Regions from separate parts of the Homo sapiens genome. Here region 1 is linked to region 2. A link is a loop called in an ENCODE intact Hi-C map of the cell type or tissue named here. Cell type or tissue: Calu3. All regions are shown on one strand. Links, peaks and the distances in the headings refer to the core of each region. The heading gives the core; the rest is flanking DNA.

Region 1 (11,934 bases), core at 2,709-10,708, 190 kb before region 2:
CATTATTATAATTTTATAAGAATTATTTTATCTATGTAATAGTCTGTCATTTAAGTATACAGTTATTTGCTTTTTCCTTTGATTACATATTAGAGAATTAGCATTTAACAATTTTAGCTGGTATCAATATCAATTGTCTGATATTTATTGCTTTTCCTTTCCAATTTAGGACTATTTCTTCACAGATACCCTAGGTAGAATTTGTAGGTTGAAGGTTAAAGACAGGTTTTTTTGTTGTTGTTGTTGTTTTGTTTTTGAGAAGTAGTCTCGCTCTGATGCCCAGGCTGGAGGGCAGTGGTGCAATCTTGGCTCACTGCAACCTCCATCTCCTGGGTTCACGCCATTCTCCTGCCTCAGCCTCTCAAGTAGCTGGGACTACAGGTGCCCGCCACCACTCCCGGTTAATTTTTTGTTTTTGTATTTTTAGTAGAGACAGGGTTTCACTGTGTTAGCCAGGATGGTCTCGATCTCCTGACCTCGTGATCCGCCCGCCTCGGCCTCCCAAAGTGCTGGGATTATAGGCATGAGTCACCGCGCCCGGCCTAAAGACAGGTTTTGACCTTTGACACATATTACCTAATTGTTCTCACTTCTTTCAGTAGTGTTTAAGGGTACTTTTTCACTATATTATCAGCATTAAGTTTTTATAGAAAGAAAAAATATTATCACAAATATTAGGCAGAAAATGACAGTGTATTGATTGAAAAATTACATATCTTTGACTTCTAGTAAGCTGGATATTTTTCCCTAAGATGGCTAGTTATTTGCATTTCCACTTTTTGTGAATTTTCTGTGCACATCCATTTCCCATTTATCTTTTGAGATCTTTTCCCCCGTCTTATTGGGAAGTACATGTGGTACATACGGAAGAGTGTATAAAACATATGTACAGCTTGAAATATAATTCTACAGAGGACTGTGCGACCAGCCCTCAAGTTAGGAACCAGAATGTAAAACGTTGTTTCCGCATCTCCCTTCCTGCCTGCTAGACCATCGCCTTCTCCAGTGTTTCCTCTTCCCGCCTCCCTCCCTCACCCAAAACATGATCCTGACTTTGGATCATCAATCCCTTGCTTTTCTTAATATTTTTATTACCTATGTAGGGATTCATAAACAATTTAGTTTAGTTGTGCCTGTTTTCGAACTTCATAAAAATGAAATCATACTCTGAACTCCTGTGAGTGGATCATTTTGCGTAACATTTTGTTCATAGGATTCATTCATGTTAATGTGTGGAGCTGTGGTGGGTCGCAATAATTATTCTATCTATTTATTTCAGCAATTTCAAATATGATAGAAAATGTTCTCTATCATGTTTAAGGCAACTGTTTTCCCAGTTTTAAAAAGTTTCTTATAATTTTGGTTATAGTTTAACACACAGACATTTTAGACGTTTACATAGTAAAATCTATTGAACTTTTCCTTTGTGAATTCTTTTATTCCTTTGAAACTTAGAAGGACCTTCCCCTTCAGGATGTTGATAAATATTTGCCCTTATTTTAGCTCTTTCATGCTTTGATTTCTTTTTTTGAAAAAAAAAAAAAAAAAACTTTAGCATTCTAATCCATCTGTATTTATTCTGGCTTATGGTTTGATTTGACATTCAGATCAATTTTCCCTCCAAATAGGTAACTGCTTATTGAGTAATTCTTTTCCATGCCCATTGGGGCTGCTTTCTTTGCGTAGCAGAGATGAGACAGAGCTGTATTTATAGATGTAAGGCAAGAAAGCAAGTAAGTCCAGGCACAGTGTCGGACAGAGCGGGAGTGATTTAGTGTAAAGTTACTTACTAGCCATGACTTGTCTTCCCACAGACTCTATTTATATGAGAAATGCACTTCTACCATTGCTATTTTGTCATTTTTGTCACTTGCAGCTGCACCTAATTTTAACAAATTCTGATTCACCCTATTTGCTCTTAATCATTAGACAAGAAATGCAGCTTTTCCTTCTCTTTGTGTGTGTGTGTATATATATATATATATATATATCTAAGCCTCTAAAATAATAGATAAGAAATATTAGACTTTGTCTCAGTCTTCAGTGTTAAACTCTGCAAAGCCCTTTTTTGGCCATTGCATTCAGATTGCTTTTTCCTGATTTGCAGAGTTTTCTTTTGGCTTCCTGAAATGTGTCAATGTTCCTCCAGCCTGGGATTAATTCTGTGTAGAATGGAGGATTGTTTTGTATTTCTCTTAATATAGATTAATTTTATTTCTTAATTTTAGGGTGGTGTTGGTATCTTTTGGTTGTTTCTTAAATGAGCATAACAGTTGTTAAAAAAAATAAGGTTATACTTTTCATTGGCTTATTTGTTCTTTTCTGACTTGTGTGCATTCAAAATCAATAAATGATATTCTGGCCTAGAGAATCACTCATCACTTGGTTCCTTGTTGTGTACACAAGAGCCAAAGAGCATAATAATAATACTGGGAGGAGGGCCAGAGAGAAGATGATGAAAACTGCACAAGAGACAGTGGACATCTCTGCTTATTAGATCAGGTGTCTAATTCAATAAAATGATTTTTTAAATGTGTGTGTAAATTAATGTCTCATGGTCCTGAGCAGAAGATAATTATGTCTTCATTTCAGTCAGAATTTCAATTCAGAAATGGGTTTCGGAAGTAAATATTAAATACTAAATGAACACTAGCTCAGAGTTTGCCTACTCGTTGCTTCTCAGAGAAAGTGAGATGAATTACAGGTTCTATTAAGATGGCTTGCTTAGTTGAGTAATTGGGACTTTTGTGCTTTGCTTGCCTATTTCCTACTCTTTTTCTGGATTGAGTTGTTTATTTGGTTTACATTCCTCTAAACAGAATTCTTTTTTAAGCATCAGAGTAAATACTGGTTCACATCAATAGACACATAAAAAGTTATTGAAGAGTCCGAGTGGTGTGGAGCATGGAGTTTGGAATCAGGAACACCTGGTTCAAAGCCCACTTCTACAATTTACAAGGCACTTGCCCTCAGCCAATCTATTTGATATCTCTGAGTCTTAATTTCCTTATCTGTAAATAGAAGAAGTGGTATCTTATTTCCAGTTTTGTTCTGATAATTTTTCTTTATTGCAGGATTTCCAAGTTACTAGAATATGGGTAACCCATAAAACAACTGGCCATATAGTGCCTACTGATTATATGGTGACTGGGGCATAGTAAGCACTTACCAATTACTTGTTAAATAAAGGAGTGGCAAATACGTGTCTACGCCTCTATACTTCATATTTACTTTCCCTTAGAACTCGCACAGAACAGACATGTGTGTTGCCATGAATGGCCATGATGGTAAGGATGGAGTTGGGAGGATGGATAAAGATTTCAGGTGTGAGACAGGATGTAGTGTGTGTGTGTGTGTGTGTGTGTGTGTGTGTGTGTGTAAAAATCCAGAGCCCATCAAAAGACATCTGGTTTGCTTTGGTATTTCACTCACATAAGGAAATGTAAACAGAGGGCTCTGTTTGGATTGTGACTTTTAAAAGCTATCAGCCTATTTCAGGTATCAGGTAGTTTATAGTTTTGACATTGCCTCTACCGCACTGAGAGATATAAACCCTCTCAGGTGCAGCATTTTCACGTTTAGACTTTTTTCAGGATTCTGAGCCAGGGGAAATAAACTGAAGAAATTAAGTGGGGCCAACAGATTGTGCATAAAGATGGCCTCCTTCCTGGAAGTAAGAGTCAGGGAACTCCCTCTCTCCCAAACAAATGGGTTGATGTTCCCCACATTCACCATCAGGAGAATTTGAGTGAATTACTTCAGAAAGCTACTTCACAAGAACTTTGTGTGATGGTGACTTCCTTGATTACACATCTGTGAAATTCAGTGTGTCTGCAAACCACAAGGTTTAAACCACAGTGTTTAAAGCACACACATTTCATTGAGGTACAAATTGATTGGAATCCATAGCTTCCCTTTAGCTCCATACCAACCAATTTTTATTAGGATGCTTTGATTATATGTCTGACCTTTTTTTCTCCCCTCTGTCTTCCATCCTTTCCTCTCCTTAACTAGATAAAACAAGATAATATGTAAGAGAGAAACTTTTCTTTAAAGGCAAAGTACTATATCCACATCAGAATAATAACTTATTGATTTATTTAGCCACCCAAATTAACCTGCAACTTGGTCCCAAAAGCAAAACACACTCAGAAAAAAAAGGTTTTTAGACTTAAAACTTTTTTTCTTCCTTGTGAACTTTATCTTTGCAACTAAACATACTGAGAACATGTGCTTCATCTTTTCTGATACTTTGTTCCTTTGTGTTCTTACTGCACCAAATTGGACTGTGGCATCCCTGATTTTATAGCATTTCTATTGTCACTGCATCTGTAGCTTGGCTTACACCTCAAAGGGCTGAAGTGTGAGATGAACATCCTGCCTGAGCTATGGATGATGGTATGTCTAAGAAAGAAAATAACATGTTCTCTACATCTCATGACTGTCCTTGAATCATTTGATCACAGTTCATTTGTCTTTTTATTCACTGAGAAAACATTTCATAAATCTGTGTGAGATTTATTACGAGATTCATTAGTTTACCATTTCATCTATTTCATCTTCAACATTTTCACATTTTAAATCTAAGAAATATTAAAATTAAGAAAATAATCTCCTTTTCTTTAGACATGAAAGCTTCATGGCTATTTTTTTTTTTTTTTTGACACAGAGTCTCACTCTGTTGCCCGGGCTGGAGTGCAGTGGCGTGATCTCAGCTCACCGCACTCCACCTCCTGGGTTCAAGTGATTCTCCCGCCTCAGCCTTCTGAGTAGCTGGGATTACAAGTGCTCACCACCACACCTGGATAATTTTTGTATCTTTAGTAGAGACGGGGTTTCACCACGTTGGTCAGGCTGGCCTTGACCTCCTGACCTCATGATCTGCCCTCCTCGGCCTCCCAAAATGCTGGTATTGCAGGCATGAGCCACCGGGCCTGGCCCTCATTCATCCTTCCAAGACCCACATTAAATACCATTTCTTCCATGAAATATTTTCTAGCCCCATCACCCCAATCAGATATGAACCTTCTGAAACCCTAGTATATTAATTTACATCAATATTACAGAACATATATCACTACTAGCATTATTATATTGGTATACTTACTTTTGCTGATAGGTTGTGCAGCTGCAATGTTCCTGGCATTATGCTAGGCACTTAATTTACATTATTTCATTCAAATTTTAGGATTTCACATCAACTCTATGAACTACATAGAATCTCCATTTTATAATTTAAGACACCAAGTTTGAATAAGTTGCTCAAGGACAAGTCTTAGATTCAAATCCAGATCTATTTTCCACCAAAGCACATGCTTTCTCTATTAGACTATACTGCCTTTTGTGGTGAAAGGCTGTCTTACTTAGTTGTATGCCTCTTGTAACTCCTCAAACAATGAAAGTGATTTGTATGTAGTGGGCCTGGGAGGGTGTAGGCTGGGAGCTGCCAGCATATATCATGTATTATGTAAACCCTAAGATGGAGGTCAAAATGGAGGAGCACTGAACCAAGAAGAGAGACTAGGTCTGGGTGACATTACTTTAGCATCTGCATCAACCCAGTCCTATCTTTGAACTGTTCAAGTACATGAACCAGTATAGTCCAGTATGTATTGGATTTACTGTTTCATAATTTTTCTAAAACGATAGATCAGGGATATGTTGTAGGCTTTGATGTCACCAAGGTATTTGACAATTTGTTAAAATATGTTCATGGACAAGAAGGTGAATTGTAGGTTGTCTAATATATACTCAAATTATGTTTACCATTTCATCTATTTCATCTTCAACATTTTTACATTCTAAAATGTAAAATGATAGCACTCTGGAAAGGTTCTCTTTTTGGTATTTCACAAATCTTATCAATGCCTTAGAAGAAAATCTAGGTGAGCAAATATAAACTCTTATAGATCTTGAAAATAACGCTTGTACGTTGGATACCCAAATTCTAAATAGTCAGGAAGCACCTCATCCAATATGGTTATGGATAATGCACAGGAAAAAACCTAGGATGTTTAGGTTAGTGTTGGAAATCAGAGAGGAGGTGACAGAGTCTACCTGAGATTTTGCAGGGCAAGGTTAAAGGCAAGAAGCCAAGGCCAAAAAATACCCAGAGGCAGCATTAGCAATAAAACCATTCAGATATAGGTTCATATCATACTCTCGTCAATGAATAACTGTGGAACTTCAAGAAATTACTTAATCAATTACCCCTTGTTTCTGCACCTGTAGATACCTATCAACTGGGCTGTTGAGAAATAAGGAGGGCTGTTGAGGAATAACGCTTCCTATGTGGAAGTGTTAGATACACAGTAGATGCTCAATACATATGATTTGTTTGAAAGCATATTATGTACTAGGAGCTGGCTAATAATATGCTGGGAGCAAGGAGGGAAGGCCAAGGACCTGGGAGGCGGGGAAGCAGGAACAGTCATGAAGATGCATGAGTAATTCTGCAGAACATGATCTTTCTCATCTGGGAACAAATTTTTCCCCCATAACCTCTTAAGCGATCCACTTAGCACCTTGTAAGAAGGAAAGAACAAAGGTGATATAATCAATTTAACAAGGGTTAAATGTTAAGTTCCATAATAATAATAATAATAAAACCACCATTTAGATAATTATAGAACACAGTAAATTTGGTGGTGTAGATCAATAATAACTTGATTAGAGTTCATGGAATGATACTGTTTCTAAAATGTTTGGCATCCTTAGAATGTTTTGATAGAAGCAGAGGGTACATAGTCTAAGAATTATTAACTATCTTACTATTTGACCAGAGCAATTTAGCTGGAAACAATTTGATCAACATAACCTTGGTTGACATATTGATGCAGTTGAAATAGATATTTCCCAGTCATAGATTTTTGGAACATTGGTAATTTTTGTATCTAATTTTTAGCCATTGAATCTTACTCTGACTTAATTTTTCGAGTGAAAAGTTGGGACAACACCAGTGTTAATATTGGAATTCTTCATGGTTTTGAAGAGTACTTATCTTTTACTTATTATAAAAACAGAAACCCATTATAGAAAAGCTAGAAAATACAAGCAAAAGAACAACAACAAGAAATGCATCTTTTTGCCCACCCTTAGGTAACCACTGTTATTATCTTGGCTTATATCATTCCAGGTTCTTTTCCTTGCCTTTCATTGATCTGACAAAGGAAGGGACTGTGCTGCAAAGTAGTGAGCTCTCCGTTTTCAGAAGTTTTCAAGCAGAAGTAGGAAAATCTATCAGAGATGTGTCAGAGATATGGTATAAAAGAAAGGTTAAATTTTATAATGTCTAGTTTTTTTCAACTTTAGGATTCTAAGAAAAAAAACGATAAATGCCATTGTAATGCTCACAAGGATTGTTCATTTATATTGTATTTGTGGGATTCAGCTGAAAAATAACTTCTAAAATTCCAGCTCTGATTGGTAATTCATTCTGTCGTTTCTGAGGTATTGGCTTGAACGCCTATATTTGATTTCTGTGCTTGAGTAAACCCACCCACTGGCCAGACTGAACCCCAGTGTGTTTGACATTTTCCCTTTTGAACAGCATCCAGCATAATGTAGCTTACTGGAAAAAATCTACACAGTGTGACTCAGAAAGTCATGCAAGCATTTCTTTCTGTGGAATTCTTTATTTTTTTTTCCCAAAATGAAAATAGATCACATTATTTGAGGATAAACAAATCTGAAAGTGTTTCCAGTAATATCTTTTTATGTATAAGCTGCTGAAGATTAACTAGCAGTTCTTGGCTAAGATCTTGCTTCCTACCTAAATATCTCAGTAAATGCTGTCCTATTGAAATAAAATTCAACTTTTCAAAGTTTCCAACTGGAAATAGAAAATGAAGTCCTACTTCCCAGAAGGAGGAGTCATGCTTTCTTTTTGTTTAAAATGTCCGTAAATTATCCAACACAGGCCCAGCCACGCAGTGTACATTTAATGCCCTCTAAATGAAACTATGTAAGATAAAATTACAGCTTATGAAAAACCATGTAAGCTACATGGTTTAACAAGATCTGGATTCTTCTTCCTTTATCTTCCTTTGTTTTCTGATAAATTTCGGGAAATACTCCCAAATAAGCACATGTATTGTCAATACTCATAATTTAAAATTTATTATTTGTTTTAATTTTTATTTTAGGTTTGGGGGTACATGTGAAGGTTTGTTGTTACATAGATAAACATGTGTCATGGGAGTTTGTTGTACATATTATTACATCACCCAGGTAGTAAACCCAGTACCCTAATATTGTTTTTAAGGAGTTGTATTTTAGATATGTTTTTATAATTATTAATGGAGTGTTATTAGCTGAACATGCACATTTGAGATGTTCTTTAGGTAGAAGGATCTGTATGCAACTCGGCAAGTACTTTTAGAAGGTATTGACTATTGTAATGTTGGCAGTATAAAAGGAAGGAAGACAGGACCATAAGACTTGAGAGAATGGTAGTGGAAAAAGAAATAAGCTACAGAATGTTTGATCTGATCAATAAATAATAAAATAGTAGCTACATGTATTGAGTATCTACATTGTATATATTAGATACTAGGTTAGGTGGTTTGTATATACACTGCCTTTTATCGCCACCCTACAATACAGCATTATCATCTCCAATTTACGGGTGAATGTTCTGAAGCTGAGAAGAGCTGGGATTCATAGTTTGTCCCACGATAAAACTTACTTTCTTCAACCTATACCATGTTGTCTCAGACGTATCATAAATAAAACCAGGACAGACAAAGAATAAAAATGAAATCTTAAAATTCTCACAATGTAACAGTAAACAAAGTAAACAATCCAATTAGGAAATAGATAATAGACATGAAACATTTCACTGAAAAGATATACAGAAGGCAAATAAGCACATGAAAAGATGTTCTACATCGTCAGCCGTTAGGAACATGCAAATTAAAACCATAGTGAATTTAAAATTTAAATTAAATTAAAACCATACAGTACATCTATCAATGGCTAAAAAAAAAAAAAAAAAAATTAATGATGTAACCGTCCAATGGGTTCACTTTTCCCTCTGCCTAGACAGAGCCAATTTATCAAGACAGGGGAATTGCAATGGAGAAAGAGTAATTCACGCAGAGCCAGCTGTGCCGGAGACCAGAGTTTTATTGTTACTCAAATCAGTCTCCCCAAGCATTTGGGGATCAGAGTTTTATTTTTATTTTATTTTATTTTTTATTATACTTTAAGTTCTAGGGTACATGTGCACAACGTGCAGGTTTGTTACACATGTATACATGTGCCATGTTGGTGTGCTGCACCCAGTAACTCATCATTTACATTAGGTATATCTCCTAATGCTAACACTCCACCTTCCCCCAACCCCATGACAGGCCCTGGTGTGTGATGTTCCCCACCCTGTGTCCACGTGTTCTCATTGTTCAGTTCCCACCTATGAGTGAGAACATGTGGTGTTTGGTTTTCTGTCCTTGCGATAGTTTGCTCAGAATGATGGTTTCCAGCTTTATCCATGTCCCTGCAAAGGACATGAACTCATCCTTTTTTATGGCTGCATAGTATTCCATGGTGTATATGTGCCACATTTTCTTAATCCAGTCTATCATTGATGGACATTTGGGTTGATTCTAAGTCTTTGTTATTGTGAATAGTGCCACAATAACATACGTGTGCATGTGTCTTTATAGCAGCATGATGTATAATCCTTTGGGTATATACCCAGTAATGGGATGGCTGGGTCAAATGGTATTTCTAGTTCTAGATCCTTGAGGAATCGCCACAGTGTCTTCCACAATGGTTGAACTAGTTTACAGTCCCACCAACAGTGTAAAAGTGTTCCTATTTCTCCACATCCTCTCCAGCACCTGTTGTTTCCTGACTTTTTAGTGATCACCATTCTAACTGGTGTGAGATGGTATCTCATTGTGGTTTTGATTTGCACTTCTCTGATGGCCAGTGATGATGAGCATTTTTTCATGTGTCTGTTGGCTGCATAAATGTCTTCTTTTGAGAAGTGTCTGTTCATATACTTCAGCCACTTTTTGATGGGGTTGTTTGATTTTTTCTTGTGAATTTGTTTAAGTTCTTTGTAGATTCTGGATATTAGCCCTTTGTCAGATGGGTAGATTGTAAAAATTTTCTCCCATTCTGTAGGTTTCCTGTTCACTCTGATGGTAGTTTCTTTTGCTGTGCAGAAGCTCTTTAGTTTAATTAGATCTCGGAGATCAGAGTTTTAAAAGATAATTTGGCGGGTAGGGGCTTGGAAAGTGGGGAGTGCTGATTGGTCAGGTTGGAAATGGAATCAAAGGGGGTTGAAGTGAGTTTTTCTTAACGTCTTCTGTTCCTGGGTAGGATGGCAGAACGGGTTGGGCCAGATTACCAGTCTGGATGGTGTCAGCTGATCCGTCAAGTGCAGGGTCTGCAAAATATCTCAAGCACTGATCTTAAGCTTTACAATAGTGATGTTATTCCCAGAAGCAATTTGGGGAGGTTTAGACTCTTGGAGCCAGAGGCTGCATGACCCCTAAATTGTCATTTCTAATCTTGTAGCTAATTTGTTAGTCCTGCAAAGACTGGACATCAGGCAAGAAGGGGGTCTTTTCGGAAACGGCTGTTATCAATTTTGTTTTAGAGTCAAAACATGAACTGAGTTCTTTCCCAAAGTTAGTTTGGCCTGCACCCAGCAATGAGCAAGGACAGCTGAAGGTTTATAAGTAAGATAGAGTCAGTTAGGTCTGATTTCTTTCACTGTCATAATTTCCTCAGTTATAATTTTGCAAAGGCAGTTTCAGTGACATCACCCAGTGCTGGCAAGGATGTAGAGAAACTGGATCATTGTTACATTGCTGATGCTACAGAGATTCTGGAAAACAGTTTGCAGTTCCTTTAAAACTAAACATGTAATTACCATATGGCTCAGTAATTGTACTCCAGGGAATTTGTCCCAGAAAAATGGGAGCTTATGCTCACACACAAAACCTGTACACAAATGTTTAAATCAGCTTTATATATAATAGCCCGTAACTAAAAATGACTCAGATATTCTTCAACAGATGAATGGTCAAACTGTGGTATATCAGTACCATGGAATACTACTTATAAATAAAAAGAAATGAGTTACTGATACATGCAACAATCTGGATGAATCACCAAAGGATTATGCTGAGGTTTTTTTTTTTTTTTTTTTTTTGAGACGGAGTTTCGCTCTTGTTGCCCAGGCTGGAGTGCAATGGCGCAATCTCGGCTCACTGCAGCCTCCGCCTCCCAGGTTCAAGCAATTCTCCTGCCTCAGCCTCCCGAGAAGCTGGGATTACAGGCATGCACCACCACGCCCGGCTAATTTTGTACTTTTAGTAGAGATGGGGTTTCTCCATGTTGAGGCTGGTCTTGAACTCCTGACCTCAGGTGATCCACCAGCCTCGGCCTCCCAAAGTGCTGGGATTACAGGCGTGAGCTACCGCACCCAGTTTATGCTGAGTTTTTTTTAAAAAATCCATCCCAAATGGTACATACTCCATTATTCCATTTATATAATATTCTTGTAGTGACAAAATTATAGAAATGGGTAAGAAATTAGAGGTTGTGAAAGGAAAATGTCTTGGGCCCCCAAAATGACTAAGGAAAACTCAAGCTGGAAACTGCTTAGGGCAAACCTCCCTCCCATTCAATTCAAAGTCACCCCTCTGCTGAGATAGATGCATGTGTGATTGCCTCTCTTGGAAAGGCTAATCAGAAACTCAAAAGAAAGTAACTGGTTGTGTATCACCAATCTGTGACCTGGAAGCTGCCTCCCGACTTCCAGTATTTCTGCCTTTGCTTTGAGTTGTCCCACCTTTCCAGAGTGAACCAGTGTACTTCTTACATGTATTGACTGATGTCTCATGTCTCCCTGGAATGTATAAAACCAAGCTGTGCCCTGGCCACCTTGGGCACTTGTCGTCAGGACTTCCTGAGGCT
Region 2 (11,934 bases), core at 1,530-9,529:
ATGGGGGTTTCACCATGTTGGTCAGGCTAGTCTCGAAATCCTGACCTTGTGATCTGCCCACCTAAGCCTCCCAAAGTGCTGGGATTACAGGCATGAGCCACCGCGCCTGGCCTCCTCATCTCTTTAAACTGGAAATGCTACCTATCTTTTTGTTTGTTTTGAATATCAAAACTGTTTTAAAAATGTCAGCCTAATGTGAGACTGACATGGAGTAACCCTCAATTATTCATCTGCCTGGCTTTCATTTCATTCATTCTTTATTATTATTATTATTATTTTTTGAGATGGTGTCTCTCTCTGTGGGCCAGGCTGGAGTGCAGTGGCACAATCTCAGCTTACTGCAAACTTGGCCTCCCAGGTTCAAGCGATTCTCCTGCCTCAGCCTCCTGAGCAGCTGGGATTACAGGTGCCCACCACCATGCCTGGTTAATTTGTGTATTTTTAGTAGAGACAGGGTTTCACCATGTCGGACAGGCTGGTCTCAAACTCCTGGCCTCCAGTGATCCACCTGCCTTGGCCTCCCAAAATGCTGAGATTACAGGCATGAGCCACCAAAAAAAGTTGACAGTTATATCCAGTTCTTTGTTTTGGAAAGGTATGATTATAGAATTGTATTTATAAACTCTGATTTTTTTGTTCCTAGAAAGAAACTACAAATAAGCACACATATTGGTTCCTGGATATTCGCTCCTGTCTAGACTTAGAAAATTAGGGTTTTTTTGCTGTCTGTGGCACTGCAGCCTAGACAAGTATAGAAACAGTCTCAGAGTTGGGGCATGTGCCAGGAATCTCCTGATACTGCAACACTGTGAGCATATATGAAAAACACGAAAACACAAAGACAATCACATTCCCACATTCAATTCGGGTATATGGCTTTTGAATAAGCCTGTCATCTATTTTAAATTTGGTCTTTTAATATCCTGTTTTCTACTTCTGTTCCTTGAGTAGCCAATTAACAGACCAACATCTTCCTAAGATGCCTGTCTTTCAGGCTTTGGCCAGCACACTATGGTTTTTAAACCCACTCTTAACATGTCACCCCACGCCTAGGAAAGAATAACTCATTTCCATTTACTGTAATAGGATAACCCGTGAAAAGACCTATTTAGAGCTGCATGTCAGATACTTTCATTTGCTCAAAGTGGCCTTTCATGCAGAAACATGTTTTGTGTTTTTTTTTGGAAGGTGGAGTGTTCTTCAATGTTGATGTTGGAAGACTCCAAAAGTGAGGTCCGTGGCTTTTATAATTATGCAGGATTTTAGTATAAACCAGTAGGCAGATCTTAGCTAAATCTGCCCCACAGAAAACTGTCTCCAGCCAAACGACCAATTTAAAGGTCAATGTAAATGCTAAGATTATTAAGCAATAGCAGTTGAAGAAAGACATTCAGCTGTGGTGGAAGGACTCTTTGCAGGGTGAAAAAGAAAAAAGGTTGTTTATGTTCCTCCACTTCTTCCCAGAAGTGGGTTTCTTGAGCTTCCTCCTTTTTCACACTGGGGTTTTATTGTCTCACATTGTCTAGAAAGAAAAAACTGGAATTTTTCAATGGTAACACATCCTTGAAATGTGGGGTTTTAAATTCTCTAATTGGGGCTCTTGCAAGGAAGAACACCAGATTCCCTCATTATCTTAATGGCTTCCCTCCGCTTCTGGGCATGGGCCTCATTATAGCTTGGAGTCTCTTTAGGGACTGTGCAGGTGCCTTTTTTAAGTTCAGGTGGACAGTGTGGAAGTCATGCATAGAGCACATGCCAAAAAAGAGCTCCAACTGCTCCACTGACTTCCCCACGCACACTCTTGGAGTTATTTCCACTAATAAAAGCAGAATAGAACATGTACCAAATCAAACCATCAAACCATTGATTATATCTACTGAACGTCAGAGAACATGCTATTTATTGCATACATAGCATGTATTAGCTAAGATGATGCTCCTTAGCTAATAAACAACACATTATCTTTCATCTCAATCCCACACCTGCTCAAGAGGTCTCTGGGGCTGTGCCCTCATTTCCTATTGCTGCTGTTTCCATATCTTTAGATTCAGTACCTCCCCATCTCTAAAGTGACTCCATGTGGTACTTGTGTGTGTGTTATGTGAGCATGTATGTTTTTTATACCTATCTATCTATCTATCTATCTATCTATCTATCATCTATCTATCATCTATCTATCTCTTTATATTTTAAGCACAGATTCCAAGGCAATTCTCTTATGGGTATATTCTCCTGGATCTCCCAAACTGAACTCAGTATCATTCATTCCCTCTCAAATATTCCTTTCTTCTTATGTTCCATGTCTCAGTATAGCACACTGTCATTCACTCATCATGTTTGCCTTCTTCTCTTTTCACTCTTCAAATCCCATTTCTGACCACCTTATCTGCTCCCCAGGGAATCATCACATTGACCAATTCATTTCCACTGGGACATTTATCACTGATTTATGCTATGGGGTTAACTGCTTATTTACTTTGTTTCATCTGCCTCTTTCCTCTAGAATATAAGCCCCAAGAAGGTAGGGTTCTTTTCTGTGTTTTTCCCTGCTGTGAACCTAGAACAATACCTGGAACATAGGCATTGTTACTTATAAACCCGGTAAAAGTTTATTAACTACATGAATGAATCAAAAACTGTCTCATTGATGCTATTGCCTTAATGTCTTGCAAATCACTTTTTTAAATCCCTGCTGCTGCCACCCTAGTTAGAGCCAGTATATTTCTCATATCTGTGACTACAATAGCCTCTAAGCAGCTCTTCTCTTTTTTTTTGTTGAGACCCGGGCTGGAGTGCAGTGGGACCATGTTGGCTCACTGCAACCTCCATCTCCTGGGTTCAAGCAATTCTTCTGCCTCAGCCTCCTGAGTAGCTGGGATTACAGGCGCCCACTACCATGCCCGGCTAATTTTTTTATATATATTTTTAGTATAGATGGGGTTTCACCATGTTGGCCAGGCTGGTCTCGAACTCCTGACCTCAGGTTATTCATTGGTCTCGAACTTCTGACCTCAGGTGATCCACTCACCTCGGCCTCCCAAACTGCTGGGATTACAGGCATGAGCCACCACGCAGAGCCTCCTGAAGCAGCTCTTCCTGCTTCCACTCTCACTCTTCTCTAAATCGTTATCTGCCTGGCAGTCTGAAGTCTTTCTAACTTGCAAACTGGCTCCTGTCATTGGTCTCCTTAAAACTCTTAAGTAGCTCCCCATTACGATCTGCTTTGCAAACTTTTCCACAAGCATTTCCCCAATGGCAAAGGAGAGAGCAGGCCTGGGATCTGAAGTTCCCTGTCACAAGTACAAAATATCTTAGGAGTTTTATAATTTATCTTACAAATGTATGCAGATTTTGCACTCTACTTCTTTAGTAATAAATATTTTAAATTACTCAACACTTAGCAAAAACAATGCTCCAGGAAGATATTTCTTGTTTATCCTGTGGTTTTGCAATATGGCCACCAGGATATCAAAGTCTGAGAAAGGCAAAAGCAGATCAAGATCAGATAAACTTATTTGATGCACAAAGCCCTTCAAAACCTGGTGCTTGATTTGCTTTCCCTTCTTACCTTTTGCCATTCTCTCACACCCACCTTCCCCAGGCTGGCTCATCTCAATGCCACCCTCCCCTCCAAGACTGCTTTAGGTCTCCCTTCTCTGTTCCCCCTCAGGATCCTGTGCCTTGTTGCCTGTACATGATCAGTCCTTATTGTTTATCTCTGTGTCTGTAGCACTAACCTTGAGGAAAGGAGATGCGTTGTGTTCATTGTTACCCAAACCTGGCCCAGTGCCTGGTAGATCTCAAGCACACAGTAAACGTCTATGGAATGAATTAGTGAATGAGTAAATGGATTACCAATTATTCCAAGTAAGTGCTCATTTGAAGCTTTAAGGACCCTGATATCTGAGATTAAGCGATATTCTATTTCAGTAGCCTTCCCCCATCTGTTACTCCATCCTTCCCAATACATACATGTAAGAAGAGAAATTTATTTTGGGTTGATTTGATTGCCCAAGAACTGAAAACTGCGATCATGTCTAGGACCAAATCATGGATTCAAATTTACTAAGAGACATGTAAAGTTCAAAGAATGATCCTTTTCCCTGGAAACTGGAAGGGATTTTTGAAAGCACAAGGACTCCCTAGCTTGAAGCAGCAATTAAAGAATGGATCTTTGGTAACATCATCCTTTCTGATCTAGACAGCAATCAAATGTAATCTGCAAAGGTTTCAGAGGAAAGTTGAGCTCATGTTTAAGAAGATACTCAACCTCATCGTTCCATTTGTCATAGAGAATCGTAACTCATCTGTCCACCTATCTTTTCTGTTTCTGACATTTACTATAAAATGTTGTCACTGGGACTGTAACGTCTAATCAGCCAGGCTATTTGAATGATCTGATGAGCTAGTTTTAGGGTTCAATGTGTCATTAAAAAAAAAAAAAAACTTTTCTAGTGGAGTACAACTAGTGGAGCCGCCATAACTTCAAAGTCTCTTAGAATGGTTTTGGCTGAAGTCAAACATCCTCTTCATTTGATACAATTTTTGGTTATGCGTGACATATGCTCAACAGGAAAATTCTGCAGATGGAATCTTTCTACCGAGGGAAGTAGTTTGCTCTTATTAAAAAGTCTGAATGGGGACTAGAGATAGAATGAAGAGGAAAAGGAAGCCACAGAAAAAGCTCTGGCTGCAAGGCCATCCCTAGGCACCTGACAACATAGAGCAGTTGGCAGAGGATTGAAGTTAAGCAGCTGAGTCCCGTCCTCTGAGAGCTTGCAGTCCCCAACCGACTCAAATGCATGATTAAACATCACTTGGCCAACTATGCAAGTATTGAACCACAACCAAAGTAGGTTTTTAAAAATAGATTCAAATTAAAATGCAAGCCAATAAAGTAAGAGTAAATCACTCCTTCCCACTGCAGTATGGAATATAATCGAGGTATTTTCAACTGGTTAACAATGGATCCTTCCTGAAATATTCGACCCTTCACTGGCTTAGAAGGTATGCTTTTTTATTTATCAGATATGATTTGGGGGATGTTTAACACATGGGACTCATGGTTTAGAGTGTTTGCTAATTTTGTTACAGTGTTTCCAGTCAGGACAGCCTTAAAGGAAGCATTGCATATTTTATTAATTAATTAGTCATAATGAATTCTTTATTTCTGGTGTTGGCAAAGGCTAAAGCAGCCTGTTTGGCTATTGTTACACAGCCTGGTTTGCAGGCATTTCCTCCTGAGATTGCCAAGGGCAGCTGCCATGGGGTCACAGCAATTCCTTCAGCCAGTACTGCCCCTTTCCCAGAAACACACGTCTCTCCTTTCAACCCACAAATGAGGATGCAGCAGAGTGGGCCTGGGCACGGGCTTCACCCCAAACACAGCCAGAACACCTTTGTTTTTAATATGACTTTTTCAGATGAGTTTTTTTTTTTTTTAAGTGTTCTATAGCTGAAAAGGTTTTGGAAAACTACTCAATAAATAGAAGATAGGTAGATAGATGATTGATAGGTAATATAAACAGAATATTATATTCTACAAAAGCTGCTGCTTCCCCATAAGGCTTTGTGAATTTAAACTCCTCCTTCATCAACACCAAATATTAAATATATTACTTTGTACTTGAGGAAAAGTGGCGCAGTGGCTCACACCTGTAATCCCAGCGCTTTGGGAGGCGGAGGTGGGCAGATCACTTGAGGTCAGGAGTTTGACACCAGCCTGGCCAACATGTTGAAACACTGTCTCTACTAAAAACACAAATGAGCTGGGCGTGGTGGCAGATGCTTGTAATCACAGCTACTCGGGAGGCTGAGGCACGAGAATTGCTTGAACCTGGGAGGTGGAAGTTGCAGTGAGCAGAGATCACACCACTGCACCGCTCCAGCCTAGGCGACAGAGCAAGACTCCATTTCAAAAAAAAAGAAAAAAGAAAAAAATTACTTCCTACTAAAATGAAAAAGAATAATGGCTCCCAAATACCTAGTGTCTATCTGTTCCTCTAAATTAGGGGTTGTGTTTAAATTTACTAAATTTATATGTATATTTCAGATAAATTAGGCTGAAAATCTTTGTTCCTATCAATACTGTACAAGTGACTTTCACTAATTTATTTTGTGAAGGAAATTAAAACTTGTGACCATGACATGTAAATTCATTGAAATTAAATGCAAATAAATCCAGTCTTGTTATGGTCTTCTGTTTCAAGACTGAGGTTATTGACTGACACATAACGTTGAGAATCCATTTCCCAAACACTTTGATTGACAGGCAAGACAACACAACAGCAGAGACCTGGCTGTCTGTTTAAAAGCCGTGCTCCAAATACAGGCTATGTTGATAGAATTGACTGCTCCATTTTTCTGCTTTCTGAAGAGAAGGTAATCCTCTACCTTCTATTTGCAGGATATTAATTTTAAGTACCTGTGAAATGAAGTTCTTAAAACCTAAGATTCCCCAAAACTCCAGTTATCAACAAGGTTATATAGGAATCAAAGCGAGGCGTTTGGAGTAGATGCCGAGATCACCTCTCCCTCACACCTCTGCTGACCCCAGCTACCTGCAATCCTGCCAGGACCATTCTGGAGGTGAGGTGATCCTTTTTATTTGTAAAAGGTCTAGTAAAATATACAACAGTTTATTCTTTTAATTTTAAATGGCAATTTACATACATATATATATACTTGTATACTTCATAATCGACTTTCTTTTAAAATATGTGATTTCTTTCTAGGAAATGTTTCAATTTAAAAAATTAAATCATTTATGAATATGAATTTAATATTCATTTCCTTCAACTTCTTTCATCTGAATTTCTTTCTTCCCATTATTCCTTTTTCTTCTTAGCTAAACCATCAAATGACTTTCCTGCTATTTTACATTTTGCTGATAAGCAGTTCCTGTAATTAATAACCTTATCTTTCTATGTATGAAAAAAACAAATTTAATGCATTTTAATAAGGAGGTTGAAAGGACAAGGAGACATTTTATTGCTATGTTGATTTTGATAAGACTAGAAATAACCTGGATGGCTGGTGATGGCATATTGATGTTGGTTGCATTTGTGCACACATTTTTGGTTCCTCTTGCTGTTTGTACTTCAGTATTTCTTATAAATATATTTCTGAATGGGTATGCAATGTAGATTTCTTTAATAAGCAAATCTCATTGAATAATGTGATGGTTTTAGGCCACTTTATCATTATATATGTCTGATTCTAATCTCGTGTTTACAGTTATTAGCTGACCAACCAACAGGGCTGAGAATCAGAAGATTTGGTTTTAAGACTAGCTCTTCCAAAAAATTGCTCTTAGCCCAAGGAAAACATCCCAATTGCTATTTCCTTATTTATATATGGAGGTGGATCACCAGGAGACTACCTAAAACAGCTCTAAAATCTAAACCAGATCTAGTATTCTACAACTCCAGCTAATTCATTTTAAAAAAAATGCTATGTTAAGGTTTTAAAGTTGAAGATCCTTTGGAATGTAAATAATCAGGTCTCCATCCGGGGCCAAAATTTTGTACATCCCAAATGAAGGCTGAATAAAGCCTGTTCTTTTGAAATTAGTGACTTTTATGAGCTCATGAAGGATCCACAACAGAAAGAGCTCTGTGATGGGCATCAGGGTCGTTCCCACCCTTATTTCCTTTCCACTCACACACTAATCCCGTGATGTGGTTACATCTGTAATTTCATTCTGCAAAGAGGAAACTGTGTTGTACAGAGTAGTTAGTTGTCTTGGGCAGGGCTGTACAGGGTCACATAGCTACAGAGGGCTGAACAAAATTCTCGATATTCCAGACTGTGGTGATTTTTGTTAGAAATCTTGGGGTCACGGCACTTTGGGAGGCCGAGGTGGGTGAATCACGAGGTCAGGAGTTTGAGACCAGTCTGGCCAACATAATGAAACCCCGTCTCTACTAAAAATACAAAAAAAATTAGCCTGGCATGGTGGCGGGCGCCTGTAGTCCCAGAGAATGGAGTGAACCTGGGAGGCGGAGTTTGCAGTGAGCTGAGATAGCGCCACTGCATTCCAGCCTGGACAACAGAGCAAGACTCAAAGAAAAGAAAGAGAGAGAGGGAGCGACGGAGAGAGAGAGGGAGGGAAGGAAGGAAGGAAGGAAGGAAAGAAAGAGAGAAATCTTGGGGTCACTGTCCCCAGGACTGTGTCCTCAAGTCAGGGGTAGAAAATGAATAGGAGTGAATACCTAGTACTGCTCAGATAGGGCTGTTCTCACGCTAGGAGAGGGGATGGTTGATTGGGTATCGGGGCATCTTCTCCACTAGACGGTAAGCTTTTCTATTACCGAGTGTATCCATATATCCTTCAGGGCAGGGAGAAGATTTAAAATTGGTGTAATCTGCTGTAGTACCCAGGAGTGTGCTGGGCTCCCCAGTATTTTTCAATTCTGTGACACTGTAGGCAATCAATATAAACAGAAGATGAGGGTAACAGTGAAGTAGAAAAGGGTCAGATGTTGAGAATGGGAAAGTAGAGGTTACTACACCCACCTCAGTTCAGTAAAACAGAGCCCCTTCCACTGGCTGATTGGTGAATCACCTGGGCTGGCTCCAGGAACAATGAGAAGTCTTGGATTTGGTGCCCTTCAATGAAATCTTTCATTAGTCTCTCATATTCCTCCTCTTTCTTACTCCCACCAGCCCCTTTTGAAAAGTATGAATGCTGAGTTAATCCCTCAGGGTCCCAATGGTCCTTGTTCAAGCAAACGTCAAGGCGAGGGACTGTCTTTAATTATGGCTTAAGGAAACAATGCCTCCCTTTTGACAGTCTATGTAGTTAGTGATACTCTTGCTTGAAGATTCATGCAGGTAAAACCAAAAGGGGTTTCTATAGTATTGAAATCCATCTTCAAACACCACTAACCACTCCCTCTCCAACACCCATCTCCTGCTTCCAAGGGCAAAACTTAACCATCAAATAACATTACATATATGTTTTGGGCCTTGTATTTTGTACCCTACAGCATGTATGACTATTATACTGATGAGAGAAAACAAGATGTTTACGTAAATAAGTTTTTCATCACTGAATTCTAATGATAATCAACCCAAAACATCAGATTATTTTTCTGAGCATTTAGTCACAGCTTCAACAAAAATTCTTTCTTTAAGAGCTTATTGTGAAAGGATTTCATGTGCATTTATAAAGATGTCTTCTTTCATTCATTCTTTGGCAATTCTAATTAGTAAATTTTACTGGCATTTCTCTTTCTCTGTGCCCAGGAAGTTAATACAGCATCATCATTGATTACTGCCGCATGTTAGAGCAAACATATTTATTTCTCTTTTTTTCTCCCAAAGAAATAAAATCTTTATGTGCTCTGCACGTGGGTTAGGGAAGCTAATAATGGTCTGATTGTTCCAGTCTTGGTGCTGCCTAACCTTTGAGGTAAGGACTGTTACTCTTTCAAGCACTGTCCTCTAGTGTGGAAAATAAATATTAGCACTTTTACAACAAGCATTGCTGCTCAAGAACTGCTGCTTGATAAGTGTGTGCCTTCCACTAACCCACTCAGTGCTTTTCCTGGGAAGGTATTGACACCTTTAACCACATAAGTTAAAGTAATTCTTGGTGAGAAAATTACTGGCAACACATGCACCTTTACCTAACAGTGTTAGGTCATCAGAAACCACTGAATAGATGAAAGAAATGGGCTTGTAGTATAGCATAGATCCATGAGCTTGTGATAAAATGCAAAAAAAGAAGAAAAAAGGCACAGTTCATCTATTTTTAAAAATTAGTATTTCAAAAAGAGTGCTGGCTCAGCACGGTAGCTCACGCCTGTAATCCCAGAACTTTGGGAGGCCAAGGTGGGCGGATCACCTGAGGTCAGGAGTTGGAGACCAGCCTGTCCAACATGGTGAAACCCTGTCTCTACTAAAAATACAAAAAAATTAGCCTGGTGTGGTGGCAGGCACCTGTAATCCCAGCTACTTGGGAGGCTGAGGCAGGATAATTGCTTGAACCCGGGAGGCAGAGGTTGCAGTGAGCTGAGATCATGCCACTGCACTCCAGCCTGGGCCACAGAGCAAGACTCTTGTTTAAAAAAAAAAAAAAAAGCTATCATTTTTGACAAACTGGCCATTCCGAAATTAATTTCTGTGTGAAGCACACATATACATTTCTTTGAATCCTTGTATAACTCAACTCTGACTGGCTGTTTAATGGAATAGTTCTGACTATTCACATTTTCCAGGTTATTATCTCTTAGTTTCATTTAGTATAATGCCTGGCTTTGAAATCATAGGTAAATATTCAACAATGCCTATCAGTTAAGATTTTAGGGCACTAGATTCAGATAGACCTGGGTTAAGCATTCATTTGTTAGTTGGCCTTTCTAAACTTCAATTTCCTTTACAGTAAAATGGAGATCATAATAGTGCTTTCTTTCCTTAAAGAATTTAATTATGAACCTATGAGGCTTGAAAAATATTTAACATAGTATCTGGACCTTCACAAACACTAAATAAACATCAGAAATTCTTTTATATATTTTTGTATTTTTTTTTGACACGGCCTCTAGAAAACTTTCTATCCACCAACCAAGCCCCAAATGACATTCTTCTAATAAAACATACGGTAGACTATTTAAATTCATTACAGAGTTCACTTGTATTAGATTTAAATTCATTACAGAGTTCAGTTGTATTAGTTCCTTTTACTACATTTGAAAAAGCCTTTTCTCAGTGTGCACATTCAGCTGGACGCATGCTTCCTAGCTTCCGTTGAATTTTTGTGTTTGACACCTTCTTAGGGGACAGTTTCATATCAGGTGTCATTTCACATTAAGAAGCCAAATTTTGTGGATGCTTATATACACTCGAGAGTATGAACACAGTCAAGCTGGCTGTTATTGTTGTCAGTTCCCAAAATAGTGATCCGACATCCATGCCCAAAGGAGCATAAACCACAGACTTGTAAAAGGGGTACTCCTGGGAAGCTAATGTTGGGGGATAATCTCCAAAACACTCATACCTTTCATTGCTTCATAGATTATATCTAATGTCCTTCAAGGTTATAAAAATAGTTTACAGAGCATCTCTACCATAAACTGCTCTGTCCCTCCATAAAACAGGCCAGTTGCGTAGCTGGAAATGTTTCTGCAAGACAACAATGGCTGATAGGAGATTGAGCATAACCAAGCGCTTGATACAAACCATCTGCTTTTCTCTGAATGGTGTCCTTGAGTCTTCATTCTTGCTCAGTGTCCTGTGAAAGGAGCTGAAGCTGCTGCCACCTGATCCCAGTGTTTCATTACTGCCTGTCCCTGACCTGTGCGTTGACTTTTCATTGCCCTTTCCCTTAAAAACAAAGCTCAGGTCTCCCTTGGGCTAGAGAAGGGTGATGGTTGAGGTTAGAATGGGGGTCAAAAATCAATAGAGGAATCCAACTACTTCTTTGCTGAAGCAAACCAAGCACAAATTCTCCGAAGTTAGGTAAACAGACCTGTGTGCAAGGTGGGGAAAACTGAGTGGAAAGCAAAAGGAAGGAGAAAAATGAGGCAAATAACCTCCAAACATGTTTCTCATAGCTAACATCCTGGCACAATTTAGAGAAATGTCAAAGTTTACTATTGCACTTATTAGAGCTAGTGAGCTCCCAAGGTAAATGGAGAACTAAAAGGCCTTCATAATGCGTATTAATTCTTATAAAAAAATCTAAGGACTTCATGTCTTCTGACCAGCATGCAGCACATTCATGGAAACTGAATTCTTACTACCACATGTGTTTTTATTTTTAAAAAACAAAGTGAGAACAGGTTAATACTTCAAGCTTTCCTCAAGCAAATTGTTGGACTAGTTCAGATGGTTCTCGAAAGAGTAATTGCTCTTCCTTGGACATTATAGGCAGGACTATTCTAGAAGAAAAATCCACTTTGAATCACATAACTAGTATTGTTTTCTATA

What was found. A loop is a pair of places that touch in the nucleus more often than their neighbours do. Peaks named below come from ENCODE experiments on the same cell type or tissue, not always from the same donor. Only the 100,000 strongest peaks of a DNase experiment are listed, where the experiment ranks them.
Region 1: a loop joins it to region 2, with 2.3 times the contacts of the local background. A loop is called at or near these places in 2 of 110 quality-filtered maps.

What each region holds. Positions count from the first base shown.
Region 1 is chr12:75,746,783-75,758,716 of GRCh38, reverse strand. The region is part of intron 1 of LOC105369844 (a long non-coding RNA gene); the gene reads left to right. Among named protein-coding and RNA genes, the nearest start is that of KRR1, 240 kb to the right of the region's middle. RefSeq lists an enhancer at 11,528-11,934. In Calu3, for the core only: no CTCF peak of the experiment used is centred there; a DNase peak (open chromatin) is centred at 6,396.
Region 2 is chr12:75,557,873-75,569,806 of GRCh38, reverse strand. It overlaps LOC105369844 (a long non-coding RNA gene), which reads left to right. Exons shown (of 16, transcript XR_007063375.1): 11 at 3,731-5,007; 12 at 6,407-6,588. Among named protein-coding and RNA genes, the nearest start is that of KRR1, 52 kb to the right of the region's middle. In Calu3, for the core only: no CTCF peak of the experiment used is centred there; a DNase peak (open chromatin) is centred at 5,246.